Regions from separate parts of the Homo sapiens genome. Here region 2 is linked to region 1. The links are chromatin loops, found by intact Hi-C in ENCODE. Cell type or tissue: PC-3. All regions are shown on one strand. Each heading gives the region's core, and the rest is flanking DNA. Links, peaks and the distances in the headings are about the cores only. Region 1 has its middle 240 kb from the start of KCNJ2. Region 2 has its middle 16 kb from the start of KCNJ2.

Region 1 (2,922 bases), core at 283-2,782:
CCTATAGTCTTAGTTTTATAAATAAACAGATGTCCAAGAGAGTCAAATCTTCTTTAGGCTTCTTTAGCAACAATTTCAATGAGAAACTACTTATAAGAGCCAATAAAGAAAAACTGAATAACAAATGGGGATTGCCCCTCTTTCTCTGACTTCTTTAACATTTTTCTCTTCCTTCTATCATTTTTTGAATATATATTTAATTCTCTACCTCCCATATGGATAAATGAAATTCAACATATTTTATAGATGATAACTACTGGGTAACTAAAGTATATAAATATTTTCACCAAATATATGTTTTTATTATTATTATCCTTCACCCAAGTACAGGGAACACATAGGTTCACTACCCCAGTGGGAGAGCATTAGATTTGCTGCTGAACCTTTCCCAAACATTCTGTGGCATTCAAGTGTGTGAGTAAGAAAAAAAAACTGGGGTACCTGGCAATATAATTGGTAAATGCTCATAATCAGCCTGCCATTTCATTTTTATCTTGAGAAAACAAACAAGCAAGTGAAAATCTCTCTCGTCCTTTCCTATTTAATTTGTTTTTATTTTTCTGCTTCTCTGCCAGTATACAATCAAGGACTTAATATTTTGGAAATGGTTCAAAATTCATCTACCCAAATATAGGTTAAGAAATGGTCCAAAATTTATGCATTCAAGAAAAGGCTTATGTATGCCCATAAAGTATGCCTTTAATCTAGGCTTATTTAAGTTTCTGGTGATGCAAATAGCACTTCAGAGAAAAATGGGCAAATGCAACATGTCATTCTGGTTGCAGAAATTAGAAAACTTTAATAAGGATTCTTTATCTAGTGTCAGCAAACCTCCATATCTGAGAGAATTTGAAGGACAAAAATATTGTCACTTGTCCAAGAAGAGAAGTCAGATTACTGTTTTATTCAAACACTTATATAATGTAACTGCATAAAATCTGTTGCCTGAATAAACTCCTCAGTTAGGTATTAGACTGTTATGTACAAAAAATTCTGTAAAGTTTACATAATCGCAAGAGAGCTGTGTAGATGTCACATAGGCCTTGATTATATTTGTCAGCAAGTTCATTTCCTCCAAATTTTTATTTTTTGGAAATTAAGGTACAAAACTTGATTTTTAAAAAATTATCTTGATGGTCAAGAAAAAAGAGTTTGGGATAGATAAAAGCGATGAGAGTAATTCTTAATACCAATGATTCCTGGACACCCTTTGGGGAAAATACTTGACATAGTTGACGAATAACATTAACGACACCCCCACTTCAAAGGACAGAGAATGTCACTAGCAGCTTTATTTTGCTGTGCACTGTTCTTTGAGAGTATTGGTTGCTTACTGATCCAAATTGCCTCTGTGTTGCTGTTATTAAGCTCTACAAGGAATGACTCATAATAGCTCCTTATCTAATGCTGTCCTACTGGGGTAATGAAGAGTTCAGTTCCAACCAATGGATCATGTTAAATTATTGTTTTCTTGGATATTGGGGCTACACTTTGCATAACAGGGTAGAAAGCCACTTTAAAAGCCATTAAACCAACTCATTCTCTGTTTCACTTGGAGCCTGAGTCATGATGCACCCTGTTGACTCATCCTTTACCAAGGGTTCAGCTTTAAGAAATGGCTAGTGGCCAAAAGAACATATTTCTGCAAAAGGGATGGTGTATCTGTGGTTTGCAAATTCCTAGGGCAGATCATATGATTCTAGGTTTAATATTTACTTTAGAGTAAAATTCTGTGATTCTTTCCCTCTGATTCAACTTTTTAAAGGACTGGGTCTACTTTTGTGTCTTTACCTCTGGGCCCTGGGTAAACAGAACTCTGTTTTACAAAGTTACCCAAAAAGTTCAATGAATAAATAAATAATGCTTCCTGAAGAAGCCACAGCTTAGAGGTCTATTAGGCAATAATGTAACCACTGGGCACATGTGACATAAGCAGACAGATGGACATGCAAACCAGCGAGCTCAAAATAAAACCAACTAATGAAAATAAATTCCTGAGTGTGTGAAGGGGCATTTTAGCTTCTTATTTCTCAGGTTAGTTTTCTAGAAAAATATATTAAATGCAACTGGAACCAGGGAAGCAATTTTTCTTTCAAATAAGGTGGAATTCAAGCAATGTTATGAAACCTTATCTGCATTTTGGCAGCACCTACAGAACCTTATATAATATTAATACCTGAGTCCCAGCTTCAGAGAGTCTTATATATTTGGTCTAGCATGCAATACGGGCATCAGGGGTTCTAAAATTTCCCCAGGTATTCCAACAGGCAGCCAAGGAAGAGAGCTACTGAAATAGTGAAGGGAAGAGAATATAAAACAGCAGGCAGAGAGAAAATAGATTGTGGAACTCACGGATTTAAGAAAAACATTTGTAATAACAAAAGCAAAACAACCTGGAACTAAGCCACATGTCATGTGAACAACGGGACTAATCAACTGTGTTATATTCATAATTCATAACCATGCCTTGTAGTTCAGTGGTGAAAAAACGAATGGTCTCCACCTATATAAACCTACATCAATGCATCTTACAAACATAAGGTTGATTGGGGGGAAAAAACACTTCAGGAGAAAACATTTTAAATGTTGTCATTTATGCAGTGTTCAAAATGTGCAAAATATCTGTTTTAGGAACACATTCATTTATTTTCAAGGTATTAAGGAAAGTGAGGGGCTCATGAATACAAAATTTAGGGTAGTAGTTACCTTTTGGAGAAGAATACTTGGGGGCTTCAACACGCTTGGTAATATTCTATGTTTTAAGTCGGGTAGTAAATATAATTTTTAAAGGGAAAATGTATCTATAAAACTTGTAATAATTCCTTTGTGATTTCTTTCATTTATTTCACCTTAAGAGCCTGTGACTCACAAAAGCACGAGTTAACCTAACAGAATGAAGATGTGTTAGTACAGTTTGAAGGT
Region 2 (2,922 bases), core at 172-2,671, 220 kb after region 1:
ATTTTTTACCTGCAGGCTGCCAGCTTTCCAAAAAGGGAAAAATCCTTTCATATTTTACTTATACAAAAGACTTATTTGCCTTGCAGAAAGTCTCAGTCTCGGGTTCTCATGTGTAGTCCTCCAAATCAAGAGAACAGACAAGGCATATTCACGAAGAACACATAGGATTGCATTTTTGCTCATTGGACACACCTTGTACCTTTGCATTTTCCTTTTTAAGTAAATTCTATATTGCACTCAACTTCATGCAAATCACTAGCAGGAAGTAGGAACCTAAGAGCAAGTACATTTCAAATCATGCCAGGATTCATGCAGGTTCAGGATTGCCCTGTTTCACTAAAGGATACTAGAAAGAAGATGTGTCATTTTCTTCCAGCAAATTTAACCCATCAGCCCTTCAGGAAGGTGTAAAGACCAGAGGTAGACCCTCTAAATTCTGAACAATTTCCCCCAGGTGAACACTGCAATGGGACCACTGTTGAGGTACTCTCCTCCCATCCTGCTCTATTGTGAAACTAGCTGTTTATTGCAAGTAGCAACAGGATTTCTTTAAAAAAGGATTTTGTTGCCCTTCTCCACTAATTGCTTTTTTGGCATTCTCCTGTCCACCTCTTTTTATTATCCTGCAAAATGATCATAAACCTATACGATGTTTTAGACTACAAATGCCAAAAGGCAGAGCAATTTCAGTAAGCCCTGGTGAACCCAGATGGCCCGATATGAAGATCCCCTGGAAATAGACTTTGTTATAAAAGACTCCACATGCAGACGTCAAATGTGAACCAGGGAAAGATAGAAATGCAGAAAGTCTCGCTCCCCTGTCTTGGTAAATCTGGGCCTCATTTCAATTAAAGCTGAAGTGAAGACTCCTCCTTGAATGGTTCAAATGCCTCGAAATGGAAGGGAGAGGTGAGCTGTAGACTGAGGCAAAAGTACATACTGTATTTATAATCGAACACAGCTTTTTATATAATTACATCCTTGTGCACTTTTTATTTTTGGTTCTTAAACAAAGTCACTCAGATGAAATTAAAGAGTGTGCAGGAGAAGGTGCTTCTCTGCTTCTTCCAGTTTCTATGGCAACTCGGGGGCATCTTATTCAGCTGCCTCATTGACTGAGTGTGCCCAAGTGATGCTGGCTGCCACTTCAGCTCCTCCCTGGAAAAGGCAGGGAGGAGTGCTTTGTTGACCTTATGGCCACCAAAAGAACTCATGATAGGACTGAAGAAAACCTCTGACATGTTCATTCAACTTTCCCTCATTTTGTCATATATGGTTGCCATCTGACAGTGCTTTTGCCGAGAGTGTTTTGTTAGAAATGTGTGTATACTTGCCTTTGAAATTTCTCTCTTGGTAAATAATCTGTTTTTATGAGAAAGTTCCTAATGTAAAGGAACCTCCTATATACTATTCGACGAGACACTCTGTTTGCAGGACCAAATGAAGAGCTGCTTAACTGGGACTTTAGATGTAAAACTGTATTAGCAAAAATGTAAAAAAACAAAATCCAAGTAAAATGACAAAGGCTGAGACTTGATTCATTTGTTTGTTGTACTAGATTGAATGTTTGCCAAGGGATGTCTTTCTGTCCATGTGTCAGGACTGGGGAAATGCTGAGGCGAAGATGATTCACAGAACTAATCGCAGCAGAATACGGGGTCAGAGCAGTCATTTAGCAGGAGGGAGGGAAAGAACAGGGTTCACCGGAGCAAAGTCCTTACAAAACCAACTTAAACTGTAAGAAGAAACACTTTCAAATTTTAGGTTAAACATTGCATTAGGTAACCATGCTTTATTATTGTAACTTTATTAAGAGTCACTTGTGAGCACTACTAATTACAGCAACAACAAACAGAGTGGCAGGCAAATGATAGAGAATTACAAATGTGTGGGAAGAAGGAAGAAAAGAGGAGAGAAGGGAAGCGGAAGGTAGGAAGAGAAGGAGGGAAGGAAGGAGGAAAGAAGAAGCAAGGGAAGAGAAAAAAAGGAAGGAAGGAAGAAGGAAGGGAGGGAGGGAGGGAGGGGAGGGGAGAGGGAGGGGGAGGGGAGGGGAGAGGGAGGGGGAGGGGAGGGGAAGGGAGGAAGAGAAGGAAGGGAAACAAGGAAACAGGGAAGGAAGGAAGAAGGGAGGGAAGGAGGGAGAGAGGGAGGAAGGAAGGAAAGGATGGAGGAAGGAGAACATACATGCTATTTTTGAAATGTCTCTGGCATTGGAGTTTCTCTATGCTTAATTTTCTCACATTTCCCTAAACCAAGAAATTGTCATAACATTTTTACCTCACAATTCCATAATTTTCATAGCAGTAGAAGCTTGCTTGGGTGTGTATGTTTGTTGTCAGAAAGCAGTCTATCAAAACCAAACCAAATATATACAAACATTTAATTTTTCCTTGAGGGACTGTTTTACCTATAGAATTTCCATTGTAAGAGTAAAAAAATATAGATTATAAAGTGATGTCTTCTGATTATGACTGTGTGTCTATACAAGTATTATGTTTGTAAATAGTTGTTTTTTAACTAAGTTGATTTTAAGGTTACTGTTACTGATATATGGCAAATGGTTTCAAGAGAAGTGGCTAGAAGGAGGCTAGGAGGGGAAGAAAATGGTATGTATTATATTTTAAAGGTCTTACATATTTTAATTTTAAGATATTATGAAGTTGAGAAAACAGGTTTGTCTCACCAAACTTCCACATTAATGTGAACGTTTGCAGATAGTTTATCTAGAATTCAAGGGTAAAAATCAAAACAAAAGGTAGAAGTTACCATCATGAATTAGAAAAGAAAGTGAGAGGGAAAGAAAGCGAGAGAGAGAGAGAGAGAGAGAGAGAGAGAAAGGAGTTTTTTAAGCCAGGTAAGATTATTTATAGACATTTGAGATGTCCTTCCAAGTTATCATAGCAGAAGGTTGCTTACTTAATC

What was found. Hi-C counts contacts between places; a loop is a spot of excess contacts. Peaks named below come from ENCODE experiments on the same cell type or tissue, not always from the same donor. Only the 100,000 strongest peaks of a DNase experiment are listed, where the experiment ranks them.
Region 2: a loop joins it to region 1, with 3 times the contacts of the local background. A loop is called at or near these places in 3 of 110 quality-filtered maps.

What each region holds. Positions count from the first base shown.
Region 1 is chr17:70,404,558-70,407,479 of GRCh38, reverse strand. No RefSeq gene overlaps it. Among named protein-coding and RNA genes, the nearest start is that of KCNJ2, 240 kb to the right of the region's middle. In PC-3, for the core only: no CTCF peak of the experiment used is centred there; a DNase peak (open chromatin) is centred at 1,709; H3K4me3 peaks cover 450 bases; H3K27ac peaks cover 1,911 bases.
Region 2 is chr17:70,183,666-70,186,587 of GRCh38, reverse strand. No RefSeq gene overlaps it. Among named protein-coding and RNA genes, the nearest start is that of KCNJ2, 16 kb to the right of the region's middle. In PC-3, for the core only: no CTCF peak of the experiment used is centred there; a DNase peak (open chromatin) is centred at 1,617; H3K4me3 peaks cover 722 bases.